Linked DNA regions of Homo sapiens: all the other regions are linked to region 5. The links are chromatin contacts, found by Hi-C or POLR2A ChIA-PET in ENCODE. All regions are on one chromosome and are shown on one strand. The core of a region is the stretch at or near the end of the contact, and the rest is flanking DNA. Distances in the headings are between cores, read along the strand shown.

Region 1 (2,881 bases), core at 69-2,568, 230 kb before region 5:
GGGCCAAATAACACGTGTGGGAAGTTCAAGCCTAAAGTACAAACTCCGGAGAGCAACACAAATATGGCTTGGACGTGGCCTGCCTCTTTCATCTCCCCTAATACATGCGGCGTACCAGCCACTCTGAAGGGATCCCCTTCCGCCTTCCTGGCCTTTGCCCAGACGGTTCCCTCCTCGTGAAACACCCTCTACCACTTCCTTGGCATCTTCAAGACCCTCATTAAATACCATGTCCTCCCCTTGAGGAATCTTCCTCATCCCCACAGCCATTCTTTGGGTTTCCTCCTTTCAAGCCGTGGCGTAACTGGGTCAGATATTTCTTTGTACCCCCCAAAGGAAGAAAGGGGAACTAATTTGAAGTTCTGAAGACTTTATCTATGTTATTCCCATTTAATCCTCACACCAGGTCCGCAAAATGGGCGTCACCTTTATCTTCTCCCTACAGAAAACAAAGCCACGTCTCAGAGAGGTTAGGGGAATCCCCCAAGGTCACACAGCTCTGCGGAGTGGGGCAGAATCTGGAATAAAGGTCGGGTCAGTTTCCAAAAGCCAGGGCCCCTGCTGCTCTAGCTATTCTGCAGCTCTGAAAGTTTCACCTCGTTCCAGGAAAGCATTTCGTTCAAAAAAATCCAGCCTTGAAAATATTAGGTGTGCGCGCGCCCGTGCGCGCAAACACACACACACAACACACACGCTATATACAGATACACACAGACACACACATTATGTGTATGTATATACTAGCAGATACCATCTATTAATATTACTGAAACAAGTTATCGCAGAGAAGTGACAAGCATGGAGACAGCCGCACACCCCTCGGAACCGGTCCCCTCCACCAGCCTGCCCTGCCTTCGCCCGTGCCTTGACCCGCAGTCGCACCGCAGGACAAAATGTCCCCTTTTCCTTCGGAAAGCAGAAGCCAGTGTAAATGCAACCGGGAGAACCAGAGAAGGGAGTTGCAAGGCCGCTTCCGCCGGGCCGCCCTGAGAAGGAGCGGGGTGAGCTAGTCCAGCGCGCGTACCCGGAGCGACCCCGGCGTGCGCGGCGCCTCCCTGCGCAGGCGTGCGGCGTGCGGCCCGCGGCGTGCGGCCCGCGGCTGTTCCCGGCGCGGATACTTACTGCGCGGCGGGGCGTGCAGGTCGCATCGATGTCGGTGCGCAGGCCACGGCGGCCGCAGAGTGGGGCCAACTCTGCCGGCCGCGGGACCCGGGTGAGGGTCTGGGCCTGGGCTGGGCTGGGTGACGCCAGGAGGCCGGCTACTGCGCGGCGCCCGAGAGTCCACATGCTGCTCCGGGTCTGCCGCCCGCTCCGCCCTCCAGCGCTGGGTGCTGCGGCGACCCCTGGTGGCCACTGGCCGCAGGCACTCTTCTGTGGGGGAGCAGCTAGAGGTTAGACCTCAGGAAGAACTTCCCAGCTTAGCACTATTCGTGCATTTAACAAAAATGGAGAGCCTGCTTTGTGCAAAGCACGGAGTGCAACCAGGACCCCTGACCCAAGGGAGACTGCAGCCTGGTGGCCCGCCGCTTCTAAAATTCTAAACAGGAGGAACTTGGGAGCTGCTGTCTTGCTGGGAAGTGGGTGCATGCACAAATTGAGGCTGCTTGGCCGCCGGTATGGGTTTACAGCAGTTGGGTATGTGGGGCCAGGAGACGGATGCCTTGTGTAAATCTGTACTCTGCCCACTTCCTAGCTGTGTGACCAGAGGGCAAGTTAATTAACCTCTCTGTGCCTTGTTTATAAAATGCGTTTTATAAAAGTTCCTACTTCATAGGATTGTGGTAAGGATAAAATGAGTTAAGCCCTGTAAAGTTTTTTTTGGACAGGGCATGTTCCTGTTAAGTGCACAATAAATATTGTTAATAGATTTTATTGATTGATTGATTGATTGAGACGGAGTCTCGCTCTGTCGCCCAGGCTGGAGGGCAGTGGTGCGATCTCGGCTCACTGCAAGCTCTGCCTCCCGGTTTCACGCCATTCTCCTGCCTCAGCCTCCCGAGTAACTGGGACTACAGGCGCCCGCCACCATGCCTGGCTAATTTTTTGTATTTTTTTTTTTTTTTAGTAGAGACGGGTTTCACCGTGTTAGCCAGGATGGTCTCGATCTACTGACCTCGTGATCCACCCGCCTCATTTATTTGTTTGTTTGAGACAGAGTCTCACTCTGTTGCCCAGGCTGGAGTGCAGTGGTGTGGTCCTGGCTTACTGCAACTTCTCCCTCCCGGGCTCAAGCAGTCTTCCCATTTCAGCCTTCCAAGTAGCTGGGACTACAGGTGTGCACCACCACACCCAGCTAGTTTTTGTATTTTTTGTAGAAAGGGGGTTTCGCTATGTTGCCCAGGGTGGTCTTGAACTTCTAGGCTCAAACGATCTGCCCGCCTGGGCCTCACAAAGTGCTGAGACGACAGGCGTGAGCCACCGTGCCTTGCCTATTGTTGATAGATTTTAAAAGAGAATTTTATTTCTGTTACATATTACAAAGGGATGCAAATTGTGAAAGTTTTCTTCACATTTTATATATGCTTTAGAGGATGTCAAATGTGAGCCGAGTGTGGTAGTGCATGCCTGTGATCTCAGCTACTCAGGAGGCTGAGGCGGGAGGATCACTTGAGCCTGGGAGCTCAAGGCTGCAGTGAGCTATGATTGTGCCTGTGAATAGCCACAGCATTCCAGCCCGGCCATCATAGCAAGATACTGTCTTAAAAAAAAAGAAAATGTCAGTTGTGTACACTTTCCATGGCAGAGAAGATGGGAAGGTACTAAAGTTCTTCCAAAGCCACTTTGTGAATCGTGAAGAGAGACATGTTTACATACTTAGGATGCTAAATGACAAGTGTCAAGAGGAATGTAAACTAACAGGTGTGAGTGTTGAGTGGGAGAT
Region 2 (2,763 bases), core at 28-2,527, 160 kb after region 5:
GTTAAGCACTTCCCTTTCATTTTCTCTCTCTCGGGTATCTAATTCGATGAGACCTCAATAAAATAATGTAGTAGGAGTTAGGATTTACTAAGCCTTCTTGAGAGCACGTAATCCTTCCAACATCCCTGTGAAGTAGATGCTATTATAGTCTCAATAGTAGAGATGAGGAAATTGAGCTTTAGAGGGGTTAAGTAACTGGTCTGAGGTCACTTGCTATTCTGTGGTAACAGGATTCACAGGATTCAAAGCTTTATCTGAGGCATAAGTTCTGGTGATCTATTGCACAGTGTAGTGACTAGAACAATAATGGATTGTATATTTCAAAATTGCTGAAAGACTAGATTTTAAATGTTCTCATCACAAAAAAATGAGTATGTAAGGTAATGTGTATGGTTAATTAGCCTGATTTGATCATTCCACAATGTATGCATGTATTGAAACATCACATTGTACCACATAAGTATATACAATTATTATTTGTCAATTTAAAGTAAAATTAAAACATTTTTAGAAAGCTTTATCTGCCTACTGCAGGATTCTTTGCTGCCGTGCTGGGCTACATGCCTCATCAGAAAAGACGCTGATAGGCAAATCCACTCAGACATAAACTAGTCTGCAAGGGAGGCAGGACTTCCCTGAGGTAAGATTAAAACCTGTGTTTGTGGCTTGGAGGTTATCACAGCAACATCCCTTAGTAGAAGGTTATCTCTTCTTAAAGTATCACAGTGTGAATGAAACTTATTATAAAATAGGGGAGAAAAGCAAGAGAAATGAAACAAGAAATACCACCTCAAAACGCAACAAGTTTATTTAAGGTTAATCTACGCAGAGAGACAATTGTCCATAGAACCTTAAAGTACTCAGGCAAATATGTAGCAGGTGGGATTTCCAAGTTGCTGCTCTGGGATTTCCAACGTTTTACTGTGCAGCCTGAGGGCAAGTTTCTTTGTTGACTGTGTACTTCTACTTCACCACAGAGTACTTCATTTTGATCTGCGCTATGATATTTTTCAGAGAGTTGCTTATTTCAGGGAAATGCCATATACAACGAAGAGACGTCCGGAAATACTTTACATCAGATCTGGGCAGTTTCCCTGAGACAAAATGGCTGCCCACAGGGTTTTCACAGGGGCGGGTCTTTGGTCATTTTTAATTGACATCAGTGAAATTTGACCCGTGGCTAGAGGTCACCAGGATGTGTGCTTGAGTTTACTTCCCCTTCTTTAAGCTCCAGTGACTCCACCCAGCAAAACAAGGGATGGAATGATTGACATCTGTCTGCCAAGGGCTCTCCTGGGAACTTCAGGAGCATTCTATTTCTAGGAAGAAAGCAAGACTCTAGGGTCGGGATTTTCCATTACTGCTTCTGGAAATCTAAGAAATGCTTTTTAGTCTCTCTTCTTCCCTTCTTCTATTCCACCGAAAATAAAAACTTTCCCCCAAACCTATAAACCGTGAAAGTAAAGAGATAACACAAACAGACATTTTTGTTGACGTTCCTTCTTCTTTCACTTCAGCTTCTTCGTTAGAAGCAATTCGTGGCCTTTGAAGGTTGAATCAGGAAAGTTAAAGGACTGTAATTATTCAAAGTGTACTTTTCTTCTGGGGATGCTTGGGGGTTGACTTTGGGGTTCCACGGCCTGGAAATTTAAGGCAATAAAGAGCAAATGACAGTGACTGCCTCATGAAAAGTTTGCTTTCTCAATGCTGTGACAGGAGCTATAGAATAAAAAAAATCCTTGCATGTCATTTATTCATAATCTTATGAAGTAGATTATCTTTGCCCTATTTATGTTTCTCACTTTAGATTATTGGGGAACAGCCTGAATCCAGGGAGGGTGATGTTTCTGGCTTCTTGCCTTATAACTAACTTTTTAGCAACTCCCAGTTTCTTGATTTCACTAATCTTTCCCAAGCCTTAAAATCTCTTTATAAGATATTGAACTTTAACTGACAGCAAGTATATTTGAAGATAGGGTTGGTAGAAGAAAAACAGAACTACACCGTAATTATAACTATATATGCATATTAACAATGGCCTACATATATTTTCCAGCCATTGGGCTAAGCTCCTTATAGGAATTACCTCTCTATAATTACCTTATAGAATTCTATAATTACCTTATAGAATTTACAGTAATCCTATAAGGTTGGTACTATTATCATCTCTTTATTTTCTGCTGAGGAAACTGAGATTTAGAATGATTGAACAGCCATTGCAAAATTGTAACTGAGACGGTGAAAGAGATCTGACCTAACCAACTCCATCTCGCTTCTAACCTCCAAGCTGTCCTTGTTCATTCCTGGGCATAGGCCGAACTAACTTTGGGAGAAACAGTTTATAGTTTAAAACAAAGATGATGACAGCCCTTTCCCAAAACAAACCTCCTTTTTGCCTGGGGACTAGACTGCCTTTGTAGGACTGAGAAATTAGCCACAAGGTTAAAAATTATGATTTAGAAGTCATGCAGCTGGAGGCTATAAAATTCTGACCCTCCCTAAACTTCTCCTAAGATTAGTGCTTGAGATATTTTGCAGCCCCTGCACTTAATGGATCATCTGGCACCACCCAGATCGATAAACTGGCTCATCTGATCTTGTGGCCCCCACCCAGGAACTGACTCAGTACAAGAAGACAGCTTTGACTCCCTTGCTTTCATCTCTGACCAATCAGCACTCCTGGCTCACAGGCCTCCCCCTACCCACCAAGTTGTCCTTAAAAACTCTGATCCCAGAATGCTCAGGGAGACCGATTTGAGTAAT
Region 3 (2,767 bases), core at 13-2,512, 130 kb before region 5:
TATTTTATTATTTATTAACATTTTAGTTATTATTTGAATAGAAGACAAGACGCTTATTTTATATATATGGAAAGGGAGATGAACTTGTTTCATCTGATGAATACGATGAATTGGCTATATTATTTGTCCAAAATGACTTGACTTAAATCAGAATTTCCTAGAGCAAATTAAAAGTTAAAATTTCTCTCCAGATTTTGCAATAAAGTCTTACTTGAGGTAAAATTCAAATGTTTTATTGCTAAAGAATCATTCCCCCCTCTCCAAACAATGTTTTTCTAGTGCTGGGAGGAGGATGGGTGAGTTGATAAGCACAGATGGTAAAGTATAGAGAATTCTCACGACCCTGGTTTTATTAACTTGGGACTGGGAATTTCTAAACATGCCAATGTTTAATCTTCTACTCATGTTGCCCAATTTAGCCAAGTTACTTCTGGTTGCTTTTTTCTTTCTGTGACTTTCCACTGACATTTCCTACCCTTTAGCTCTTTTCTAGGTCATGGTTTTATGTCAGACGTATAATTCACTTCCAATCTTTGTCTAAACAGCAGTCTACAACTTCAGAAGTGTGTTGGGAACCTGAACTAATGAAAATGTACTTCACCATCAATCATGCTTGCTGAAGCCTGGGACTTCATGGAGGACACGTCCATGGAAGCTGCTTAAGCGGCAGCAAGGCCATCCTTATTTACATTCACTATTTGCTGCAATAATTCTTCTTGGCTTAATATTGCTTGAGAATTTCCTTGGAGGGAGGGGGAGAGGGAAGTTGAGGCCTCTTTATGTTTTCCCCTGAATATGTTTTTGGCAGTGTCTCTCTTCCTTTAGAAGTTTGCATAAAGGGGTAGCCTGATAGTAAGTGTATTAGAGTAATTGTGTTTAGCCTTGGGAATCTCAGAGCTTAGATTACACAGCTCATCTGGGGCCTTCCCAGAGGCTGCTTGCAAGAACTTAATTGGAGAAGGACTTTGGGACACACAAATGAGAGAAGAATGGAGGACAATCTCTCCACTTAAAGAGAAGGGAAGGTTTATTTGTCCCTCGAGCAGTCTTAGAATCATAATAATATCATCATCCTAATAAATAACATTTGTGGAGGGCTTTAGAGTCTGGAATCCAACATTCACATTGCATATCTCAAACCATCCACATGTATGAGGAAGAGGAAGGCCCTTTTTTAGGCCCAGAAACTGAGAATAGAAAGATTGTGGCTTGCTCAGGGTCACAGAACTAGCAAGCATGAATTTCAGGTGTCTTTCTTTTCTTAAGTTGCTTTCTAGGTGGTTCATTTTCTAGTTCTTTAGCATTCTGTTTTCTGGTTAAACTGAGGGGAGAAAAAGATAAACCTTGAATTTGTTTTTCTTTGAGGGGAAGAAATTTTTGAATGTTTAAAAAATAAGTTATGTTTACCTTAATTCTCCACTCTCTCAAACAGTGGTTACACTTGTTTTACAAGGAAGAAGCCATTATTGTCACACTGGCCTCTGCCTTAACATTCTATCTGCTAACTTTTATTTATTTTATTTTATTTTATTTTTCTTTAAGTTCTGGGATACATGTGCTGAACATGCAGGTTTGTTACATAGGTATACATGTGCCAAGGTGGTTTGCTACACCTATCAACCTATCATCTCTATCTGCTAACTTTTATAGACCTTCAATAAACTCCTGTCTTTCAATATAGTATTTTAAAACTGCTTCTTCTTCTTTTTTTTTTTTTTGAGACGGAGTTTTGCTCTTGTTGCCCAGGCTGGAGAGAATGGCGCAATCTCGGCTCACTGCAACCTCCGCCTCCCAGGTTCAAGCAATTCTCCTGCCTCAGCTTCCTGAGTAGCTGGGATTACAGGCATGCGCCACCATGCCTGGCTAATTTTGTATTTTTAGTAGAGACGGGGTTTCTCCATGTTGGTCAGGCTGGTTTCGAACTCCTGACCTCAGGTGATCTGCCTGCCTTGGCCTCCCAAAGTGCTAGGATTACAGGCATGAGCCACTGTGCCCAGCTGTATTTTAAAACTTCTAAATCAGAGGATCTCAGATGTGGGGTGGAAACTAAGGGGTCTCTGAGACCCTTTCAGAAGATCTGTGATGTTAAAATTATTTTCATCATCATCATAAGACATTATTTGCCTTTTTCACTTTCATTCTCTCATATGTGTAGAGTTTTCTAGATGTTACATGACCTGTGATGTCACCACATATTGAATTCAGAAGCAGATGTGAGACTCCAACTTATCTTCTATTAAGCCAGACGTTAAGGATTTCAAACAAAAAGGTAAAACAATTCCACTTTTCTCACTAAATTATTTGTGGAAAATATAATTATATTTTGTAATTATTTATGTTAAAAATTGACTGATGTTAACACGCAATTTTTTTTGTTAACTGGTAAGAATTAATAAATATTTTTAAATTTTTCTCAATTTTAATTTCTAATATGTGAAATATAGATAGCTATCACCCACATAAATAAAAGCTCTTTGGTGTCCTCAATAATTTTTAAGGGTGTAATGTGGCCCTGAGACCAAAAGGTTTGAGAACTGCTTTTCTACATCATAGTTCTTAGGTCAATGTTATTTCTCTAAACGAAGAAACAGCAATGATCAAAAGGTTTTCGGCAGTACCAAGGAAATGCGATCAGGGTGAGAGCCGTGTAATGAGGAAAAGATACTCAGGAGACCTATACTCATGGCATTTCATGGAGTGAGGGCCAAAAGACTGGAAAAAGAAGTAACTCTTTGTTCTTTATCAGCATCACGTATAATGAGGAGCA
Region 4 (3,106 bases), core at 448-2,947, 150 kb before region 5:
ACAGAACAGGATGTGTGGACCCAGGGACACCAGAAGCAATTGAGGTAAAAGAAAGAGAGGAAGTAAATATGTATATACTAGATGCTAAGACACCTGTTCCTGCCAGATGTCCCAGAAGGCTGACAGCCAGGCCTTTCTCCTCCAAGCAAGAAACTGGAAGCATCTCCTATAGGGAGTCTGACCAGCTCAATAGCTTGCTGGTCAACAAGCTCTGCTCAAGTGCTTAAGTTTCCAGTCAGGGATTTTTTTTTTTTTTTTTTTTTTTTTAAGACAGAGTCTTGCTCTGTTGCCCAGGCTGGAGTACAATGGTGCAATAACAGCTCACTGCAGCCTCAACCACCCAGGCTCAAGCCATCTGAGCCTCTGAGTAGCTGGGACTACAGGTGTGTCACTGCACTTGGCTAATTTTAATTTTTTTTGTAGGGATGGGGTCTCACTAGTATTGCCCAGGCTGGTCTCGAACTCCTGGGCTCCAACAGTCCTCCTACCTCGGCCTCCAAATATGCTGGGATTATAGGTGTGAACCACCACACCTGGCCTCTAATCAGTTTTCTAGTCTCCCACTCAAGCCTTAGTTGAGCAGACAAATGAAGATTTCCAAAAATCTGAGGAAAACCTCCAGTATAGAACATGTAGACTACAAAGAGAAAAAGGCAGCCTGGATGAAAACCGAGACTAAAAAGGGAGAAGAAACAAAATTCAGGGCAAAACAAAAAACATAATCCTAATATCTTCAGGAAAAAAGAGAAATTACAATCATGAAAAAAGGAAAGATTGCTAAAAAATAAAATCTCAGCGAACAAAAAAAGAATTCTTATAAAACATGGTAATGGAAATTAAAAACTCAGTGGAAGGATTAGGAGATGAAGTTGAGGAAATCTCTCAGAAACTAGGACAGAAACATAAATAGATGGGACTGAAGACAGAAAAGTAGAGAAAATTGGAAGACAAATCCAGGATATTCTGTATGCATAAAAGGAATTACAAAAAGGAAAAAGAAAATAGAGAGGAGGAAATAAGAAAATAGTTTAGAAAATTTCCCCAAACTCAAAACATGAGTTTGCAGGTTGAAAAGGTCCCCTGAGTGCTTAGCATGCTGGCTGAAAATAGACCTGCACCAAGGCCTAGCATCATGAAATACTGAGACTCTGAGAGAAAATCAAAGAGTTTACAGGTTTCTGCAATAATAATAATAATAATAGGAAGAAAGAAAGAAAGGAAGGAAGAAAGGAAGGAAGGAAGGAAGGCAGGCAGGCAGGCAGGCAGACAGGCAGACAGGCAGGCAAAGAAAGCAAGCCATTTACAGAAGATCAGAAATCAGAACAGCACTGGATTTCTCAATGGTAATTGGAAACTAGAAGACAATGGAGCCAAGCCTTCACCATGTTGAAAAAAAAAATCCAAAATATTTGCAATCTAGAATTCTATACTAGTTAATCTATCAATCAAGTGTTAGGGTTAGAATAAAGACTTAAGACATGCAAGATCTCAAATATTTTGCCTGCAATGAATATTTTTCATACTGGAGGATTTTCTTCTGGAAAATGTGTTCCACCAAAATGAGGGAGTAAACCAAGAAAGAGGAAGAAGCAAAGAGGAAGATGTAGGAGATGACAAACAACGGAACTGATACAGACAAGAGGTTACTAGAATCCCCAGAATGATGGAGCAGAGAGGCCCCAAAGTAACATTTGTACATCAGGTCCTAGAGGGCAACCAGTTCAGTCCAGGCTGGTCAGAAGTGTCTGGCGGAAACTTCTGCAAGACAATAAAAGGAACAGAACCTCATGCACTTAAATGGTTTGAGAAGAAATGAAGACACTGGTGGAAAGCTTAGGGTTCTATTAAGGAAAAATACACAGAAAACTAAGCAAACCGAAGAACAAGGCAGTCATTTATTACAATAAAAACAAAAAGTCACACAGGAAAGGAAACTGAAACATAGTATATGACACTATTCACAAAGCCATAATAAAACACTCAATATCGATCGGACTACAGTCAAGATGTAACTATACAGGGAAACTGGAAGGGTGTAGGAGGAGGGGGTGGGAACAGTACACATACGTGGTATGTGTCGGGTGGAGAAAAGACAGCTAAATCTTCGTCTTCTATAGTGGGCAGTTATTAGCTAATGCCTACACCCAATAGATCAAGCAATAACAATATAAGCATGTTATTTAGAAAAACCAAAGTAATTGCCAAAGGAATCAGCTCAAAGAGTTGAAGGTGATTGCACATGAAGACGTAGGGGGAGGTGGACTACGGCTTGCTCTTTTTCTTAACACATGTTACACGACTATTTGTTAAACTCTGGGCATAGAGTTTTGTTACAAAAATAATTTATAAATTTTAAAATCAATCAATACCTTTTTTAATAAATAAAAGGGCTGGATGACATGATGGCCAAAGTTCCCTCTCATCTCCAAAGCTCCGTGATTCTTTCAGGATGAGTTTTACCACTTAGGTTGGAAAGGCAGGAGGGTGAACAGGGAAAAGGCGAAGGCTCGACCGGTTCCCTAAATGAGCTTTGACCTGGCCTTCGAATACCTGGCCTCTCTCCTGTCACAACTCAGTGACCACACAGAAAGCAGCAGGTGAGGGTGGTTGGAATTAGGAGGACACCAACTGAAATGCACTCATACATAAATAAAAGACAAAAAATCTTCTCCCAGACAAAGTGCTTAGTCTGAACCATTCTTCCAGTGTGATGAGAAGCAATGAAAGAAAAGACAGAGAAACTCTACCATTATTTTTTTCCCCATGTAGCCTTCAGGATGAAATTTGCATTATAGCCAAATCCTTCATTTTGAAAACAAATCTGGTCATTTTTAAGTTATTTGTGACCTTCCACACACTAATTTTTAATAGGGCTGGCTGGAAAAATAATGAGCTCCATTACTTCATTACACATGTCACCTTTATTACTTTATCCTTGAAAACAGGTTATTAAATGATTCCATTTTAGATTAATATTATTCTGAATGGAGAGTTTAACATTGTCTCCTAGTTCCCTCCTTACACTTACCTAATTCTCCTGCACCCATAACTATCATGAACTAAATGCAAAGGCAGGTTGTGGTAGAGGCGTTTGGTCTGTCTGTGG
Region 5 (2,757 bases), core at 205-2,704:
CCTCTTCTTCACCTTGATGCTCCCTCCTGGCTGCGGCATCATCCCACTCCCTTTATGCTCAAAGTCAACTCCTCAAAAGACTGTTGTCCATTCTCCATCTTCACCCCCACCCCTCCACACGCTCATGGAGGCACAGCAATCCGGCCTCCTGGACAACCACCCCAAGTTCAAAGGTGGATTCCTCATTGCTTCACCCAAGCAGTCATTTCATTCATGACCTTCCTCAACTTCTCTGAAGCACGGACACTGAATACCTTGCACACAGCAGGCTCTCAAATCTGTGTTGAACTGATGAATGACCAGTCCTCCTTCACTGACTGTCCCTCTTCCCTTGGCTACCTGAAGTGGCCAACACTGTCATTTGCCTACCCCAAATACCCCAAATCCCTTTTCCCCATGTGCTTTATTAACAGGATCATAGCTTTATTTAGGAAGGTAATGTTCCCAGTTAAACAAACAAGAAACTTGTATTCCTAGACATTCTAGCAGTGAGGTATCGACAGACATTTACATCCAGAGAGACTTGTTAGAGGCAAACTCAGTTGGGAAGTGCATGTCTGCCACTTGGCATTTGCTCTTTGCCCTTTCTTCCACGGATGATGAACTTGGGAGACAGCATGAGCAGGGCCTCCATATATGCCTGGTTTTCCCTTCCTGGTATGCCTGGCTTTCCTCCACTTCTCTGAACACTTTTTCTTGGGCTCTCTGGCAGGCTTCCACCTTTTTTGACTGTTTCTTAAATGTTCCTGTTCCTCATGGTCTTCCGAATTCTTTTCTTCTCACTGCTTCTGAATAATCTCTTCCATCACCAATGGGTTTAACTGCAACCTACTTGTGATGACTCCCAAATAACTCTTTGAGCCCAGACTTTCTTGAGCTCAAGATTTATATTCCCAGCTGCTTTTAGGGTTTCTATAGTATCTCGCAGGCACTATAAATTTAAAATGCTTCAATTGCAGTTTATCGTATCCCATCCAGCTCAAAGAATGCCACCATTAGCACCCAGTTGTCCAAGCCTGAAATCAAGGGGCCATCCCAATTCCTCCTCAATACATCCTCCCCACAACCTATCAATTAAGCTCTTTCCAATCAATCTCCTTGATGTTCCTTGACTCTGAGTCTTTCTCTGCATTTTCCCTTATACAAACTTAATTGAGATCTCATCATTTCTAACACAGATTGCTGCCCTAGCCTCCTAATTAGTCTGCCTTGTTGGTGAACAACATTGCTAAAGGGACTTTTCTATATGCAAATCTGTCTAACCACTCTCCTTCTTTAAAATCCTGCAAGGGCTTCCCACTGCTTCAGGGCAAACCTCAGAGGTTTTGGCACAGCGTATGACCTCTCACGACTCTCATATCTCCTCCCAGCTCACCCCAACACAACTGCAGCCACATGGGATGACTGTCAGCTCTCAGAATGCGTGGTTCTCTTTGCATCTTACCTTTGCACACACTTCAATGCCTGGCACATCCCCTTCACTCTCAGGCTGAGTGCTCTTTGTCCTCCAAGATGCAGCTCAGGCATGACTTCCTCGTATGAATCCTCTCCTACCCCTCCTGAGGCAAAGGGCAGCGTTTCTTCTCTGTACTCACGTGCTCTGGGACTAACTCTATTGTGACACTTACTGACTATATTGTAATCCTCAGTTTAAATTTCTTCTCTTTCTAGTACACTATTGGCCCCTTGAGGGCAATAACCTCTGTCTATCCATCCATCCATCCATCCATCCATCCATTTTCTATCCATCACAGTGCCTGGCACATGAATAGACACAAAAATGGAAAGTTTAATGCATATATGCGTATTTCTGTTGTTCTTAGATAAGCTACCTTGAGTTCAGAAAGGATGTCTCATTTTTTAAGTCCTTACACATTAAGTAGATGCTTCATAAATGTTTTCTTCCTCCTTTTAGCACTGGATAATCAAGGAATGTTCAAGCATCAAACTGACATGAAAAACTAAGGATGGCTATCAATTTAGTATTTCGAATACTTCCATAAGATATCTTTTCTTGCTATTCCAGGTTCATTCCATAAAGTTTCAGTTTCTTTGAATAGTTTCTCTTTTGGAATAACTTTAAAAATCATTATAAATGCAACTCATATCTATTTTAGAAATATGAGAAAGAGACAGAAAATCACAAAGAAAATAAAAGGAGCCATCAATCTTCTCATCCAGAGATGCCCATTATTTATCTGGTGGGGTATCTTTTTCTAAGCTGTTTTCTGTGATGGTAACACACTGACTTCACTCTCTATCGCCTGTTTCCAGACTGGCACAAGGGCCGAAATGCGCTGCTAATATGCTGGGGCAAACCCCCATCATTCATTCCATCAGAACTCAACCTAACAGTCAAAAGACAAAACAAGGAGAGTCCGTGTGGTGGCCACTCTAAATGATGAAGGCTTCTTAACCTGAGATTGGGCTTGTTTTGGAGCATGCTGTTCTTTGGCTTCAGACCATACTCAGGTGTGTCTTCCGGACTTTCCCTTATCTCTTTGATGAGATTCCGTCCAGCCTGACCAAATGTACTTCTTTCAAGTGGTATATTATATTCACAGGAGTAACTCTGTAATCTTATTATTAAACTCTGTCAATCCCTGTGGTTTTGAAAGTACGAAAAAAATCCCAAATCTTTAGTCTTGGAATATATTTCAAATCTCTCCCACCTGGCAGGGTGCCTCAACACCCACCACTGTGCGGATGTCTCAGTATTACATGTACCCTCTTTTCTCAGCATCAAGGAACAGCATA

What was found. A loop is a pair of places that touch in the nucleus more often than their neighbours do. ChIA-PET counts read pairs that join two places held with the same protein, here RNA polymerase II (POLR2A). Pooled maps may share reads with other maps.
Region 1: a loop to region 5 is called in a pooled map, with 2.5 times the contacts of the local background. The contact joins the promoter of FXN here to the enhancer-like site in region 5. A Hi-C loop is called at or near these places in 7 of 50 pooled maps. POLR2A ChIA-PET finds 5 or more read pairs at or near these places in 2 of 52 experiments (activated CD8-positive, alpha-beta memory T cell and naive thymus-derived CD4-positive, alpha-beta T cell).
Region 2: a map of chondrocyte shows a loop between it and region 5 (2.0-fold over the local background). The contact joins two enhancer-like sites. A Hi-C loop is called at or near these places in 1 of 168 maps with a recorded cell type or tissue (chondrocyte), 8 of 37 single-sample maps with no recorded cell type and 9 of 50 pooled maps. POLR2A ChIA-PET finds 5 or more read pairs at or near these places in 1 of 52 experiments (MCF 10A).
Region 3: a loop to region 5 is called in a map with no recorded cell type, with 5 times the contacts of the local background. The contact joins two enhancer-like sites. A Hi-C loop is called at or near these places in 8 of 37 single-sample maps with no recorded cell type and 13 of 50 pooled maps.
Region 4: a loop to region 5 is called in a pooled map, with 4 times the contacts of the local background. The contact joins two enhancer-like sites. A Hi-C loop is called at or near these places in 3 of 37 single-sample maps with no recorded cell type and 12 of 50 pooled maps. POLR2A ChIA-PET finds 5 or more read pairs at or near these places in 1 of 52 experiments (OCI-LY7).

The regions. Positions count from the first base shown.
Region 1 is chr9:69,034,189-69,037,069 of GRCh38, reverse strand. FXN (frataxin) reads right to left here and starts at 1,318. Exons shown (of 5, transcript NM_000144.5): 1 at 1,123-1,318. The coding sequence starts at 1,287. RefSeq lists silencers at 83-377, 960-1,429 and an enhancer at 750-799.
Region 2 is chr9:68,642,470-68,645,232 of GRCh38, reverse strand. It overlaps TMEM252-DT (TMEM252 divergent transcript), which reads right to left. Exons shown (of 5, transcript NR_187592.1): 5 at 783-1,640. Among named protein-coding and RNA genes, the nearest start is that of PIP5K1B, 61 kb to the left of the region's middle. RefSeq lists an enhancer at 1,244-1,323. Within about 2 kb of position 1,277, at least 3 of the 41 ENCODE cell types and tissues checked have a DNase peak (open chromatin) inside an H3K27ac peak, as active enhancers do.
Region 3 is chr9:68,932,051-68,934,817 of GRCh38, reverse strand. All of the region lies in intron 12 of PIP5K1B (phosphatidylinositol-4-phosphate 5-kinase type 1 beta), which reads right to left. Among named protein-coding and RNA genes, the nearest start is that of PRKACG, 81 kb to the left of the region's middle. RefSeq lists an enhancer at 1,588-2,767. Within about 2 kb of position 1,262, at least 4 of the 41 ENCODE cell types and tissues checked have a DNase peak (open chromatin) inside an H3K27ac peak, as active enhancers do.
Region 4 is chr9:68,950,967-68,954,072 of GRCh38, reverse strand. The region is part of intron 14 of PIP5K1B (phosphatidylinositol-4-phosphate 5-kinase type 1 beta); the gene reads right to left. It overlaps LOC101927069 (a long non-coding RNA gene), which reads left to right. Exons shown (of 3, transcript NR_110647.1): 3 at 1-985. Among named protein-coding and RNA genes, the nearest start is that of PRKACG, 62 kb to the left of the region's middle. RefSeq lists an enhancer at 2,991-3,106. Within about 2 kb of position 1,697, at least 3 of the 41 ENCODE cell types and tissues checked have a DNase peak (open chromatin) inside an H3K27ac peak, as active enhancers do; they include OCI-LY7, where a contact is called at or near this core.
Region 5 is chr9:68,801,413-68,804,169 of GRCh38, reverse strand. All of the region lies in intron 2 of PIP5K1B (phosphatidylinositol-4-phosphate 5-kinase type 1 beta), which reads right to left. Among named protein-coding and RNA genes, the nearest start is that of PABIR1, 23 kb to the right of the region's middle. Within about 2 kb of position 1,454, at least 3 of the 41 ENCODE cell types and tissues checked have a DNase peak (open chromatin) inside an H3K27ac peak, as active enhancers do; they include OCI-LY7, where a contact is called at or near this core.